2 separate regions of the Homo sapiens genome follow, and region 2 is linked to region 1. Evidence: read pairs that join two places in POLR2A ChIA-PET (ENCODE). Cell type or tissue: OCI-LY7. All regions are shown on one strand. Links, peaks and the distances in the headings refer to the core of each region. The heading gives the core; the rest is flanking DNA.

What was found. ChIA-PET counts read pairs that join two places held together with the same protein. Peaks named below come from ENCODE experiments on the same cell type or tissue, not always from the same donor. Only the 100,000 strongest peaks of a DNase experiment are listed, where the experiment ranks them.
Region 2: POLR2A ChIA-PET joins it to region 1 with 5 read pairs; 5 of 35 experiments call an interaction of 5 or more read pairs at or near these places.

The regions. Positions count from the first base shown.
Region 1 is chr16:16,017,469-16,025,432 of GRCh38, forward strand. All of the region lies in intron 5 of ABCC1 (ATP binding cassette subfamily C member 1 (ABCC1 blood group)), which reads left to right. Among named protein-coding and RNA genes, the nearest start is that of ABCC1, 72 kb to the left of the region's middle. RefSeq lists an enhancer at 4,604-4,898. In OCI-LY7, for the core only: no CTCF peak of the experiment used is centred there; a DNase peak (open chromatin) is centred at 3,763; H3K4me3 peaks cover 513 bases; H3K27ac peaks cover 1,917 bases.
Region 2 is chr16:16,102,622-16,110,585 of GRCh38, forward strand. ABCC1 (ATP binding cassette subfamily C member 1 (ABCC1 blood group)) reads left to right here. Exons shown (of 31, transcript NM_004996.4): 20 at 6-96; 21 at 4,117-4,252. Among named protein-coding and RNA genes, the nearest start is that of ABCC6, 120 kb to the right of the region's middle. In OCI-LY7, for the core only: no CTCF peak of the experiment used is centred there; DNase peaks (open chromatin) are centred at 1,960, 2,800, 3,220 and 4,000; H3K4me3 peaks cover 1,860 bases; H3K27ac peaks cover 2,500 bases.

The sequences.
Region 1 (7,964 bases), core at 2,356-4,855:
GGTAGATGTGTGCCATGGTGATTTGCTGCACAGATCAACCCATCATCTAGGAATCAAGCCCAGGATCCATTAGCTATTCCTCCTGATGTTCTCCCTACACCTGCTCCCCAACTTGGCTTACTTTTAATTAATTAATAATTAAAGATGGGGAGATGGTCTCAAACCCCTGGGCTCAAGCGATCCTCTTGCCTTGGCCTCTCAAAGTGCTGGGATTACAGGTGTGAGTCACCACGCCTCGCCTATTCTTTATTTTTTTAAATAGAGATGGGATCTTGCTGTGTTGCCCAGGCTCATGTGCAGCTTTTGATAAGAGAGATCTGGGAAGGCCTGCCCAGAAAACTGCATGTGAGCGGAGACCTAGAGGGGTGAGGTAGTGGGTGGAGCAAACACCTAGAGGAAGAGTGTTCCAGGCAGAGGGGAATAAGTACAAGGGCCCTGGGGTGGGGAGGTGTGGAGAGAACAGCAAGAAAAGCCAGCACAGCAGGAGAAGGCTAAGAGACAGTGGGTGCCTGAGAGGTGGGACAGCCCCCTTGTGAGCCAGATGAGCTGTTTGGGTTTTATTGTGAGTATGGGGCAGGGAGGCCTTGGAGCACCTATTTGATGCTGATTCATGGCTAGTCAGCTGGTAATGGGCGGATTGCAGTGGGAGAACTTTTCACCTCTGTGGTTCTGTTGGGTTTGGCCTAAACCTCTGTGAGGGGCAGAGGCTCACCTTGTGGGTGACGAAAGGGCTTGGTGGGCATCAGTATGGAGGAGGAGGTTGATGATAACTAAGAGATTTTAGAAACCTATGTCTCAGGCCAGGTGTGGTGGCTCACACCTGTAATCGCAGCACTTTGGGAAGCTGAGGCAGGCAGATCAGTTGAGTTCAGGAGTTCGAGACCAGCCCAGCCAACATGGTGAAATGCCATCTCTGCTAAAAATACAAAAATTAGCCAGGCATGGTGGTGCATGCTTGTAATCCCAGCTAGTCGGGAGGCTGAGGCAGGAGAATCTCTTGACCCTGGGAGGCGGAGGTTGCAGTGAGCAGAGATCACACCACTGCGCTCCAACCTGGGTGACAGAATGAGACTCTGTCTCAAAAAAAGAAAAAAGAAATGCATGTCCCAGTGTATGTTCTGAGGAGTCCCGTGTTGGTATTTCCTTGCCCAAAGAGGAGCTGGGTTGGAGAAATGAGCAAGTGCACACATCTGTGTATGTATTCCTGTGCATCTGTGTGTACGTGTGCATGTGCCTGCTTGTGTGTCTCGGTAGTCATAGGCATGTATATGCGTGTATGTGCTTATATGTGAATGTGTGCTTGTGAGTGTGTTTATGTTCATGTATGTGTGTGTTTGTGTGTGTGTGTGTCTTTGTGTTGTGTGTGCTTGCATATGTATAAAGTTCACAAAGGCAATGGTGACTCATGCCTGTAATCCCAGCACTTTGAAAGGCCAAGGCTAGAGGATCGCTTGAGCCCAGGGGTCACCCCATTTTGGATCCCTGGCTGGTGCCTGACACAGAAGAGAGGGGCTCATGAGTCAGTGGCTGTTATATGTATTGTGTATCAGTGTGTGTAAGTGTGTGGCAGCCGAGTGTCCCTGTTTGTCAAATGTTGGGCTATTCTTTTTTGTCTTTTGTTTGTTGTTTTTTTCTGTTGTTTTGTTTTGTTTTTAGACGGATTCTTGCTCTTGTTGCCCAGGCTAGAGTGCAGTGGCATGATCTCGGCCCACTGCAACCCCGCCTCCTGGGTTCAAGCGATTCTTCTGCTTCAGCCTCCTGAGTAGCTGGGATTACAGGCGCCCATCACCATGCTCGACTAATTTTTGCATTTTTAGTAGAGATGGGGCTTCACCATCTTGGCCCGGCTGGTCTCGAACTCCTGACCTCAAGTGATCCACCCGCCTCGGCCTCCCAAAATGTTGGGATTACAGGTGTGAGCCACCGTGTCTGGCCGAGCCATTCTTTAGAACTGGGATTTATACAAAACAAGTCACACCTCAACTGGGTGGCTGCAGACCTTGGATTGCTCAGGGTAAACAGAGTCTGGTTGGGGCTGCCTGGCTGGCGTGGGGATCACCCAACCCATCAAGCTTCCTCTGGGAGCCTGGGAAGAGCTCTCTTGCCATGGATGGTTCTGGAAGCTTTTTGAAGGAGGGACTTTCTTAATTTCTGATCTCCCTTGGGAATCTGGATAAATTCCCTTTCACTTCTCCCCTGGGCGTGTGTGTACCAGGGTGACTCACAGATCTGACTTGGACCTTTTTTTGTGCTTTCTGCATTCCTGGCAGCCTGGGCCTGGGATTTGCTCTGCCACCCTGGGTGACATGAAGCTCTCAGCTCTGGCGGCTAAAAGGCTACACTGTTGTGGGGCTGGGACACCCTGACTCTTCTCCCCAGTCATTGTTTTCTGTTTCTGTGTCATCTCCCCCAGCTCGGCTCCTCCTGTGTCACTGCTGGTCTTCCAAGATGGTGGAAGACACTGTGGTTTGTCTCTTTGCAGTCTCGCTCTGTCGCCAAGGCTGTAGTGCAGTGGCATGATCTTGGCTCTGCAGCCTCTGCCTCCCAGGTTCAAGCAATTCTCCTGCCTCAGCCTCCTGAGTAACTGGGACTACAGGCGCACACCACCATGCCTGGCTAGTTTTTGTATTTTTAGTAGAGATGGGGTTTCACCGTGTTGGCCAGGATGGTCTCGATCTCCTGACTTCAAGTGATCCGCCCACTTTGGCCTCCCAAAGTGCTGGGATTACAGGCTTGAGCCACCGTGCCCGGCTGTGGTCTGCCTCTTGTGCAGTGAGATCCAGCAGGGTGTCAAATGTGGGTGTGCAGGCTGCTGCATTTCTGACATTTGTGCACCTGTCCAGGAGAGAACACTTTGATTGGCTGACACTCTCTGTCCAGGAAGCCTGAACTTCCCTCTGGGTTCCTGTTCAGGAACCCCATGGGGTTGCCATTTACCTTTTTGCAGATTAGAGTTTAGACCAGGAGTTAGCCAGTAGCCCATGGGCCGAATCTGGCCTGCTGCCTGTTTTTGTAAATAAAGTTTTATTGGAACACAGCCACTCGCGTTCATCACATAGTGTCTACAGGTGTCTGGAGCTGCAGCAGTGGAGTTGTGTAGTTGCTACAGAGACTGTAGCACCCACAAAGTCTAAGATACCTACCATCTGACCCTTTACAGAAGAAGTTTGTCCACCCCTGGTCTAAGCATTTCTTTAGCTCTGATGACTTTTTAGCTTCCTTTTTTGTCCCCTTTCCATTTGCAGGCATTCTTTCTTCCTATGCAAGGCAAGGACGGGAATCGACATTTATTAGATGCTTGCGGTGTACTGGCTAGCACTATGCTAAGTTCTTTATATGCATGTCTCACTTGACTCTCACAGCAGTCCTGGTGAACTTGGTACTATTTTTCTCATTTTACAGACAAACAATCGCAGACATAAGTGCCTTGCTCGACCTGAGTAGTAGAGCAGAGATTCGAACTCACGACTGGCTGTTGTGCACAATCATGTCACTTCGCTTGGTTGTAACTGCTGAATGGGAGGGTCTTGGCTAAATAATGGCTTTGTGTTAGGCTAGAGGCTTCACGTGGCAGTATCCACCTTGTAACCTCAGTGCCTAAGACACAGCCAGGCACACGGTGGGCCTGTAGTGGTAATTTATTGTTGTGTTATATGGGGAGGTGCTCAGTACATGTGGCACGTATATTATGTCTTGCATAAGGGTGAAGTGTGCATGAGGCCTCACAGGACATCAGATTAAGCTGCTTCTCTGCCTTCATCCTGTTCAAGTATTACCAGCAAGAAAGAGGAAGGGGACTGATGTATGCACAGATGTTCTGAAGGCTTGGCATGGTGTCAAGAGCCTTATTTTTTTTTTTAATGTTGCATTTTGGGGGGTTAAATATATGTAACCTAAGATTTGCCATTTTAACCATTTTAAGTATGCAATTCAGTGATGCTAAGTGCTTTTAAAAATCTTGTTCAAGGCCAGGTGTGGTGGCTTACACCTATAAACCCAGCACTTTGGGAGGCCGAGGCAGGTAGATCACCTGAGATCAGGAGTTTGAGACCAGCCTGACCAACATGGTGAAATCCCATCTCTACTAAAAATACAAAAATTAGCTGGGCATGGTGTTGAGCACCTGTGATCCCTGCTATTTAGGAGGCAGAGGCAGGAGAATTGCTTGTGCCCGGGAGGCGGAGGTTGCAGTGAGCTGAGATCGCTCCAGTCTGGGCAACAGACTGAGACCCTGTCTCAAACAAACAACGAACAAATGAACAAACAAACAAACAAAATAACCACATAACTACCTAGCAACGTAGCCTAGCAATTGAGATGGGGGCAAGGAAGGGTAGGAACCAGGTCCTGTGAGAATCAGCTAGACTTGTGGCTTTGGGCTCGGTGCTCTTCCTTTGGGGACGTCAGCAGCCCCTTCTTGAAAACGGGTTGCAACTCGATTTGTTGTTGGCTTCACCTCCTCTCTCTGTCCCAGACCTGAGCCCTGTGATCTGGGGAGGAGGACAACGGGACAACCTGTTTGCTTGTTTTCCCATCACTCTCAGGGATTGAATCACAGTGGAGCCAGGAAGATGGGGAGAGTCCAGGCTTGCTGCTCTCCCATCCTCAGAGCAGCAGCAGGCCATCCATCACCTGTCGCCTGTCCTCAGAGTGATCAGCCAAGGCCTGGGGCGGCTGGGGTCAGGTCAGGCAGGGCGTGGGTGGGAGCTGGCAGGGCTGGCTCCTCCAGGCCACTTCGTGCTGAGTCACTGAGTCGGCCAATCCTCCCCAGCTGGCCCTGCTCCCACTCCATGACTCAGATGTCTATTCCAGCCCTGGCTGCTTGGTGGGGCTCCTCCCATCTGTCCTTCTGGCTCTGGGGCTGCCGAGGCTTTTGGGAGCCTGGGCAGGGCTGACCAAGACTGCCAGAGCTCCGGCCGGTCCCCAGTCTCCTGCCTTTTTTCTCATTGGCACTGAGTCTGTGGTTTAGGTTTGGGGGAGGAGGGTCTTGTAGATAAGGGGATCAAGGCCAAAGGAGATCATTTATTAGGTCCCAGCTGAAAGCAGAGGTCCTTGGACCAGTTGGAATGCTCGACATCCCCCGGAAGCTTGCTAGAAATGCTGGGTCTCAGGCCTCATCCCAGACCTACCAAGTCAAACTCATTTTAACAAGATCTCCAGGTGGTTCAGGGTTGCAAATCACTGGTTTGGAACATTCAGTGAAAGCTACTCAGCTCGTTTGCAGTAAGAGGTATTTTTAGTCCTGTCTGTATAATATGTAATATTTTCCCCCCAGCATTTTACTATGAACATTCTTAAACCTACAGAAAAGTCGAAAGAATTCTACTGTGAGCAGTCATATAGTTGGTACCTAGAGCCACAGTTAACATTTTGCTAAACTTGCTTTGTCACATATCTGTCTGTCTAACCAGATAGCTAATCAGCCAGCCAACCGGCTACTTTTGTTTTGTTTTTTGTTTTTGAGATAGGGTCTCACTCTGTCTCGCAGACTAGAGTGCAGTGGTGTGATCATAGCTCACTGCAGCCTCCAACTCCTGGGCTCCAATGATCTTCCCGCTTCTGCCTCCCAGGTAGCTTGGGCCCTACAGGTGCACACTACTGTGTTTGGCTAATTTTTAAATTTTTTGTAGGCGTGAGGGCTCCTTATGTTGCCCAGTCTGGTCTTGAACTCCTGGCCTCAAGCCATCCTCCCACCTCAGCCTCCCAAAATACTGGGATTACAGGCCTGAGCCACTGAACCTAGTTTTTTTGATATCTGAAACTTCCTTCGAAATATATTAGTATTCTTTCATGCACCCACTTCCAAGTAAATCATTAGCTAGAGTTTAAGATCTGTTTACACTTCTGAGTTTTTTGCTTAAAATTTACATACAGTGAAATTGCTGATCTCAAGTTAGCATTTGATGAATCTTGGTAAAGGAATACTTTAAACCCCTGTCAAGATATAGAACACTGCAAGGACGCCAGGAAGTTCCCTCGTGCCCCTTCATGATCAGTCTCTGTCCCCACCCACCAAGGCCTGATCTTGGACCGTTGATTAAAGCGTTGAAACTCCATTTTCTTTCCATTTCTCCGTCATGCTTTCAGTCATTTAATAATCAGGTGTTGTGCCAGGGGCTGAGCTAGAAAGAAACAGACCTTGACCACTGCCCTGGAGGAGAGATGGAAGGTGGGTGGCAGGCAGTTGAACCAACAACTGCAGGATGGACAGTGGGGGCTCTGAGGGAGGGAAGTGCTGGGAGTTGTGGGGGCTGGGAGAGTGGTCCCTGACTCAGCCTGGGGCTCCAGGGCTAGCATCCAGGGAGGAGAGGGGATGCTCAAGTCTAAGGAATGCGAGGCTCTGGCCAGGTGAATATGTTTGGAGGTGGTGGGGTGGGAGGGTGCTCCTGGTAGAGCAACTGGCATGTGCAAAGGTCCAGTTGAGGGAGCTTGTGGGTGTTGGGAATCACTTGGAATTCGGCTTGGCTAGGCTGGGTGCAGTGGCTCATGCCTGTAATCCCAGCACTTTGGGAGGCCGAGGCAGGCAGATCACCTGAGACTAGGAGCTCAAGACCAGCCTGGCCAACGTGGTAAAACCCCGTCTCTACTGATCATAAAAAAATTAGCTGGGTGTGGTGGTGCATGCCTGTAATCCCAGCTACTCGGGAGGCTCAGGCAGGAGAATTGCTTGAACCCGGGAGGCGGAGGTTGCAGTGCGCCGAGATCGCGCCACTGTACTCCAGTCTGGGCGACAGAGCAAGACTCTGTCTCAAAAGAAAGAAAGAAAAAAAGAATTCTGCTTGGCTAGATTGGAAGGGCTAGGATGTAAGCGAAAAGAGAGGCAAGAGTCAGCATCAGAGATCAAGGGTGCAATTATGTGTCACAATAAGGACTTGGAATTTTTTGTTTGTTTGTTTGTTTTGAGATGGAGTTTCACTCTGTCACCAAGGTTGGAGTGCGGTGGTGCCATCTCAGCTCACCGTGCCCTCCACCTCCGGGGCTCAAGCGATCCTCCCACCTCAGCCTCGCAAGTAGCTGGGACCATAGTTGCGTGCCACCACGCCCAAGTAACTTTTTCTGTTTTTGGTAGAGATGGGGTTTCTGTATGTTACTCAGGCTGGTCTTGAACTCCTGAGCTCAAGTGATGCCCTGCCTTGGCCTCCCAAAATGCTAGGATTACAGGGATGGGTGAACCACCACATCCAGCCAGGACTTGGAATTTTAACCCTACTGTGGTGGGAGCTGAGGAAAGGTTTTTCACCAGTGGAATGACACACTCAGGTTGGACAGGTTGTGGAAGATCCTCAGGCTCAAAGGAAGAGGATACATTGGACATGGGGGTGAGGTCGGTGGCACTTAAAAAGCCTTTGCAGGCACCCAGGCAGGTAGAGAGGGAGGCTGAGCCAGGATATTCCCCTGTGCCCACTACAGCATCAAAAACCAGAAAAAGGGCCAGGTGCGTGGCTCACACCTGTAGTCTTGGCATTTTGGGAGGCTTAGGGGGGAAGATTTCTTGAGACCAATCTGGTCAACATAGTGAGACCCCATCTCTTGAAACAAAAAAACAAAGAAAACAGACAAGTTGATGGGCAAAGGGCATGGGCAAAGATTCTGGGGTGTGCTCCAGTAGAGGAAACGGAGGTCCTGGGCAGGGAGGCATTTTGCACAGTTGGTAAGCAACAGGGCAAACAAATCACCAGTGTTTACGTTATACTGGCAAATCTCTTACTGCTGGACATTTAGGCTCCGTCTAATAATAAGGATAACAGCTGGGTGCACTGTATTATTTATTTAGTCCTCACAGTAGGGCAGGATGATCAGTCTCCCCACTTGACAGATGAAGACACTGAGGGTCAGAGTGGTGATGTGTCAGGAACCCTCCCACTGGGTTCTCACGCTTGAAACACAGATTGCTGGTCCCCACCCACACAGTTTCTGATGCAGTAGGTCTGGGTGGGGCCCGAGCATCTGCGGTTCCCAACAAG
Region 2 (7,964 bases), core at 1,810-4,309, 85 kb after region 1:
GCCAGGGGTCACGGGCGTCAGCGGTCCAGGGAAGGAAGCAAAGCAAATGGAGAATGGCATGCTGGTGACGGACAGTGCAGGGAAGCAACTGCAGAGGTAAGGGCGGGGAGGAAGGCCCCAACCTAAGGACCCTGCCCTGCCAGTGGGAGGACAAGAGGAGGAACAAAAAAAGGCCTCAGCCCCCTGAGGTCCTGGAAGGCCTGGGCTTTTACCTTCCCTCCCAAATCCTCCAAGGACCTTGCTTTTCAGAGTACAGAGGCCCAAAGAAGGAATGTGGCACTCTTTTTGCCAGGTGGCACAACTCACACAGGCCTCATGATTTAACCAGCTGTCCACGCTTCTGACACTCGGGCTCCCTACATGGTGTGGGTCTTTGCTCAGGTCTCTTGGCGGGGCCTGGAAGGTTCAGGCTTTGTGAAGCAGCATTTGATTTAAAACTGTCTCAAGGCCAGGTGTGGTGGCTCCTGCTTGTAATCTCAGCACTTTGGGAGGTTGAGGCAGGAGGATCGCTTGAGGCCAGGAGTTTGAGACCACAGTGGGTAACATAGCAAGACCTCATCTCTACAAAAAAGGAAGTATGCTCGTGTTTGATTATAGAGGGCTTCCTTAGATCCCTGGGGATTTATAGCGTATGCAGTATATTAACCATCCTAGCTTTTAAAAAACTGGCTAAGTCGGCCAGGCAGGGTGGCTCATGCCTATAATCCCAGCACTTCGGGAGGCTGAGGCGGGCGGATCACCTGAGGACAGGAGTTGAAGACCAGCCTGGCCAACATGATGAAACCCTGTCTCTACTAAAGATACAAAAATTAGCCAGGCATGGTGGCAGGCGCCTGTAGTCCCAGCTACTCGGGAGGCTGAGGCACGAGAATCGCTTGAACCCAGGAGGTGGAGGTTGCAGTGAGCCGAGATTGCGCCATGGCACTCCAGCCTGGGTGACAGAGCGAGACTCCATCTCAAAAAACAAAAACAAAACAAAACAGCAGCAGCAGCAGAAAACAGTAAAACAACAACAAAAATTGACAAAGTCGGAGCCTAAACGTATCAGACCGCGGAGATCTGAGAAAGGATCCCGGACCTGCAGTTGCTACAGGGGTCAGGAGAGAGCAAAGACCATGCGGCATAGCACGGTGCCTGGAACAGACAAACACTTCGTAGATGTCGCTTTTGCCATGGTTATCATCCGGACATGGTTATGGTCCGGAATTGGTGGGTCTTGGTCTCACTGACTTCAAGAATGAAGCCGCAGACCCTCACGGTGAGTGTTACAGTTCTTAAAGGTGGCACGTCTGGGGTTTGTTCCTTCTGCTGTTCGGATGTGTTCGGAGTTTCTTCCTTCTGGTGGGTTCGTGGTCTCGCTGGCCTCAGGAGTGAAGCTGCAGACCTTCGCGGTAAGTGTTACAGCTCTTAAGGTGGCGTGTCTGGAGTCGTTCGTTCCTCCCGCTGGGTTTGTGCTCTGGCTGGCTTCAGGAGTGAAGCTGTAGACCTTGATGGTGAGTGTTACAGCTCACAAAGGCAATGTGGACCCAAACACTGAGCAGCAGAAAGATTTATCGCAAAGAGTGAAACAATAAAGCTTCCACAGTTTGGAAGGGTACCCCAGTAGGTGGCCACTGCTGGCTCTGGCAGCCAGCTTTTATTCTCTTATCTGGCCCTACCCACATCCTGCTGATTGGTCCATTTTACAGAGAGCCGATTGGTCTGTTTTTACAGAGTGTTGATTGGTCCGTTTTGACAGGGTGCTGATTGGTGTGTTTACAACCCCTGAGCTAGATACGTAAGTTCCCCACATCCCCACTAGATTAGCTAGATATAGAGTGTTGATTGGTGCATTCACAAACCCTGAGCTAGACACAGGGTGCTGATTGGTGTGTTTACAAACCTTGAGCTAGATACAGAGTGCTGATTGGTGTATTTACAATCCCTTAGCTAGACATAAAGGGCCTCCAAGTCAGCACCAGACTCAGGAGCCCAGCTGGCTTCACCAGGTGGATGCCACACTGGGGCTGCAGGTGGAGCTGCCTGCCAGTCCCGTGCCGTGCGCCCTCACTCCTCAGCCCTTGGGCGGTGGAAGGGACTGGGCGCCATGGAGCAGGGGCGGCACTCGTCCGGGAGGCTCGGGCCGCGCAGGAGCCCATAGCGGGGAGGTGGGGAGGCTCAGGCATGGCAGGCTGCAGGTCCCGAGCCCTGCCCCGCGGGGAGGCAGCTAAAGCCCGGTGAGAAATCAAGTGCAGCAGCTGCTGGCCCAGGTGCTAAGCCCCTCACTACCCGGGCTGGCGGGGCTGCCCGGCAGCTCTGAGTGCGGGGTCCACCGAGCCGACGCCCACCCAGAACTAGCGCTGGCCCGCAAGCGCCCTGTGCAGCTCCGGTTCCCTCCCGTTCCTCTCCCTCCACACCTCCCCGCAAGCTGAGGGAGCCGGCTCCAGCCTTGGCCAGCCCAGAAAGGGGCTCCCACAGTGCAGCGGCGGGCTGAAGGGCTCCTCAAGCGCTGCCAGAGTGGGTGCCAAGGCCGAGGAGGCACAGAGAGCGAGCGAGGGCTGCGAGGGCTGCCAGCACGCTGTCACTTCTCAATCTTACACAGCCTAAATTCTAGTGGGAGACTCCAGACAGTGCATGAGTGTAGAAGGATGTAAGATTTTCTGTCGAGGTGTGTGGATGTGTGAAGTCCTAGGTCATGAAGCAGGAAGCCCCAGCTCCCCATTTGAATTCTAGATTCCATCCAGAGTTGGTTCCAGTTGCTCCCTCTGCCACTCCCTGAAAACTCACTCTTGCTTTCAGATTTGAGGGCCACTTCCACCTCACTAGGCCTTAACTAAAGACCTTTGCACAGATCTCATGGGTAAGGAAAGTTTACCCAATCCCAGGCGCTAATTCAAAGAGGGGAGGTGGTGGAGGTTTATTCGGCCTTCAGGAAGTGTTTTCAGGGGACACAGTTCTGGGGGTGCAGGGATGACTCATATGGGGCTCTTGACCTCAGTTAGCTTATAATCTTGTGCAGGAGATAAGTGGGTAGAGGAAAGTATAGAAATTTCCACGGCAGTGAGCCGCAGCTGTGTTTTGCATGGTCTCCATAATTTCTTTTCTTTTCTTTTCTTTTTTTTTTTTTTTTGACATGAGTCTCCCTCTGTCGCCCAGGCTGGAGTGCAGTGTGCAGTGGCGCGATGTCAGCCACTGAACGGAAAACTGTGGGCGACGCAATCTGTGATCATCTCTGGGGGTCTGCATAAAGCTCATGACCACTGATGTGCGAAAAGTGCTTTTTTTTTTTTTTTTGAGACAGGGTCTTACTCAGTCGCTGAGGCTGGAGTGCAGTGGTGCAATCACGGCTCACTGCAATTTCTGCCTCTGGGATTCAAGCGATTCTCCTGCCTCAACCTCCCAAGTAGTTGGGACTGCAGGTGCACGGTACCACGCCTGGCTAATTTTTGTATTTTTAGTAGAGACGGGGTTTCACCGTGTTGGCCAGGCTAGTCTTGAACTCCTGGCCTCAAGTGATCCGCCCACCTCGGCCTCCCAAAGTGCTGGGATTACAGGTGTGAGCCACTGCACCTGGCCAAATAATGCTTTCTGAGTAACACGCTTGCATGAAGGAGCAGTCAGGCAAGATCCCACCCCAGTGCCCACCACATTTGTAAAACAAGAAAATCGAACTAGCTGGGTACTTTGCCCTATGTTTTTCATCATATGTTACATTTTGAATCTTTTTCATGTTTGAAAAATGATCTACGATGTGCCCTTTCTGTTATATCTTTTATTGGCTTTTTTTTTTTTGAGATGAATTCTAATTGATCTCAGAAAAAAAAAAAAAAAGCACGCACTTTTTATATACCAGTTGTCATGGGCTTTTTGCAGGCCCCCAGAGATCATCACAGATTGCGTTTCCCATGGGTCTCATTCCTGCCTGAGACACTGCCTTTCTCTGGGTACCTATAAACCTGGAGAGTGACATGGTGGGGTGTGGTGCATATATTCATATATATGTTTACATGTGTGCATGTGGAAACACTCCGTCTCTTATGCCATGGTTCAGACCCACAATAGCAGTCCCAGCAGGGAGCCCTCCGACCCTGCCCAAGGCATCTGTACGGTTGACACCCTTGTGCTTTGCTTCTCCAGACAGCTCAGCAGCTCCTCCTCCTATAGTGGGGACATCAGCAGGCACCACAACAGCACCGCAGAACTGCAGAAAGCTGAGGCCAAGAAGGAGGAGACCTGGAAGCTGATGGAGGCTGACAAGGCGCAGACAGGGCAGGTGAGATTCGCTCCTTAAGTGATGACAGTGGCTGGAGTTTATAGAGCGCCCACTGTGCACTGGGCACTGTGCAAAGTGCCTTGTCTATGTTAACTCACCTGTCCATCACAACACACCTGTGAAGATACTATTTGCAGCACCAGAAACTGAGGCCAGAGAGGCTAAGTGACTTACTCACGGTCACCCCTGGTCAGCGGCAGAACTGGGATTTGAACCCTGGCCAACTCCAGGGTTAGTACTTGTAGTCTCTGCTCTATTGACTGCCTGAGCAGCTCAGGGGGGTCTCATTCGCTAGAGGTGAGCTGGATGCTTTAAATCAGGGCTTCCTGCAACGTGGGGTTCAGTTGTGCATGAGATGGTGTCCGGTTGTGCACAGACGCATTAAATGACAGAGGAATGTTTGTTTCATTTCTTTTTTTAATTTTTATTTTTTTGAGATGGAGTCTCACTCTGTCACCAAGGCTGGAGTGCAGTGGTGCGATCTCGGCTCACTACAACCTCTGCCTCCTGGGTTCAAGCAGTTTTCCTGCCTCAGCCTCCTGAGTAGCTGGGATTACAGAAACTTGCTACCTTGCCCAGCTAATTTTTGTATTTTTAGTAGAGACAGGGTTTCACCATGTTGGCCAGGCTGGTCTTGAACTCCTGACCTCAGGTGATCCACCCACCTTGGCCTCCCAAAATGCTGGGATTACAGGGGTGAGCACCGCGTCCTGCCTGTTTTTCATTTCTCATTTGGTCCTAATGATTACGTCCCTGAGAAAGTCCCAGTTGGGTCCTACCCTGCCTTCTCAACCTATCAACCACTATCCTCTCTTTGTAACAAGGAGACCGGGTTTTGAGCTCCTGTTTTATTGTTTTTAAAGATCGTCTATTTTGGGCAAGTGTTAATAATTCTCCATTTATGGTGGTGATCCAAAGTTTATTTTTAAAAATAAATGTGGTTTTTTTTGTTTTTGTTTTTAAAGGGAATGGAATTTTTAAAGTAGGTAAAAAATAAGCATGCAGATAAAGAAAAACAAAAAAAAAAACATGAAAGGTGGTAGCCGGGGAGTGGGGCTGGGGCACTTTCTCTTAGATCTGCCCGGATGTGTCCAGAGCTTCCGAGGACTGTCTGTTCCTGGCTTCTTCCTTAACTTGTCATCAGAGTCAGGACCGTAACAAGGGGCAGAGGTGACTCTGGTGTCCTCTCTCGCCTTACCCTTAGTGACCCTCCAGGAAGCCAGAGAAGTTACCCCAAATCGCAGGACATGGGAAGGAAGGGCCAGAGATGCCAGGCCCATTTAATCCTCATTTAACTCCAATTTTATATTCAAGGAACATCAAAGCCAGGGGGCTTGTTACTTGTCAAAGTTGGACCCAGAGTGGAGCCAGGCACAACACGCTTATCGTTTCTTTGTGTCTTTTTTTTTTTTTTTTTTTTTTTTGAGACGAAGTCCTGCTGTGTTGCCCAGGCTGTAGTGCCGTGGCGCTCACCGCAACCTCCGCCTCCCGGGTTCAAGCAATTTACCTGCCTCAGCCTCCCGAGTAGCTGGGACTACAGGCCTGCGCCACCATGCCTAGCTAATTTTTGTATTTTCGGTAGAGATGGCGTTTCACTATGTTGGCCAGGCTGGTCTCAAACTCCTGACCTTGTGATCTGCCTGCCTCAGCCTCCCAAAGAGCTGGTGCTGGGATTATAGGCATGAGCCACTGCGCCCGGCCTTTTTTTTTTTTTTAATTTGTTTTCTTTTTTTTTTTTCTGAGACAAGGTCTGACTCTGTCACCCAGGATGGAGTGCAGTGGCACAATCATGGCTAACTGCAGCCTCCACCTCCCGGATTCAAGTGATTCTCCCACCTCAGCCTTCCAAGTAGCTGTGACTACATGTGTGCACCCCCACGCTTGACTAATTTTTTTAATTTTTTTGTGGAGATGAGGTTTCGCCCTGTCGCCCAGACTGGTCTTGAGCTCCTGGGCTCAAGTGACTGGCCCGCCTCCCAAAGTACTGGGATTACAGATGTGAGCCACCACACCTGGCCACACACTTGTCATTTCTGACCCCCGAGCCCACCACATTCCACTACTCATGAGAAAGAGGTTCCTGAACGCTGCAGGCTAATTTCAGGGACAGCAGGCAACTTGGCCGCATGACAAAGCCAAGTGGTGAAATAAACACATTCTTAATTATGACCTGTCTCCTCACCCACATTTTTCATTTTCCAGAATGGGGACTTGAAAACTCAAAAGGAAGCAGCCAGTTACACATCAGACCTGTTATCTTTCACCTGTTACCTTTCAGCTAGACCGTAGGGTCAGATGATTTTTGTTTTTTTTTCTGGTGAGGGGCAGAGCCTCACTGTGTCGCTCAGGCTGGAGTGCAGTGGTGTGACCAACGCTCACTGCAGCCTTAAGCTTCTGGGTTCAAGAGCTCCTCCTAGCTCAGCTTCCTGAGTAGCTGGGACTATAGGTGTGGACCACCACACCTAGCTAATTTTAAAATTTTTTGTAGAGACAGGGTCTTACTGTGTTTCCCAGGCTGGTCTCAAACTCCTGGGCTCAAGTCATTGTCCTGCCTTGGCCTCCCAAAGTGCTGGCATTATAGGTGTGAGCCACCGCACCCAGTCCAGATGATTTTCATGACCCAAAATTCAGCATGAAAAGCTTGAAATGACAATGAGCACAGACACGGGTAAAGATCCCTGGAATTTCTTGAAACCAAGTCAGGTGGTTTAGGTGGGGGCTGGCCTAAAGCAGATTGCCCTGTCTCTCATGTCAGGCGGCTAGACACATTTGTTTAGCCCCATGCTGGGCTCCACAGGGAATATAGGAGGGAAAGAAACTCCAACCTTCACCTCCTGGAGCGAACTGGGCACTGGGAAGATGGGTGAGATGGTATTCTGTGCTCAGAGTGAAAAGAGTTGGAGGAGGCTGGCCCAGTTGTGGTGTTGAGGTGACATTTGGCCTTGGTTGCCAGGCAACATGTCACACGTTGCTTAAAACTCATTGGTGGCTTCTGCTTTCTGTCAGTCTTGGCTAAAAGTTGGAATCCTGACCCGAGTCTCCCATGCCATGTGTGGTCTGACTGCGACCGGTTTTTCCAGCCTCTTGTTCCTTGCTGCCCCATGATCTCCTGGCTCCAGCCACCAGTGCCTTCTCTCAGTTCCCCAGATGCACTGTGTTCCCTCCTACCTCAGGGCCTTTGCACATGCTGGTTCTGCCACCTTTTTTCCATTTTCAGCTGGTTTAACTCCTTTTTTTTTTTTTCCCCCTGGAGGCAATGTCTCCCTCTGTCACCCAGGCTGGTGTGCAGTAAGTTTGGCTTGGTGCAACCTCCACCTCCTGGCTTCAAGCGACCCTTGTGCCTCAGCCTACAGGCATGTGCCCCCACGCCTGACTAATTTTTGTATTTTTTGTAGAGGTGAGATTTCATCATGTTGGCCAGGCTGGTCTCGGATTCCTGACCTCAGGTGATCCACTTGCCGCAGCCCCTCAAAGTGCTGGGATTACAGGTGTGTGAGCCACGATGCCCAGCACTCTTTATTTTTTTTTATTTTTTAGAGACAGTCTCACTCTGTCACCCACGCTGGAGTGCAGTGGCGCATTCTCGGCTCACTGTAACCTCCGCCTACTGGGTTCAAGCCATTCTCTTGCCTCAGCCTCCCGAGTAGCTGAGATGACATGTGCCTACCACCATGCCCAGCTAATTTTTGTATTTTAGTAGGCAAGGGGTTTC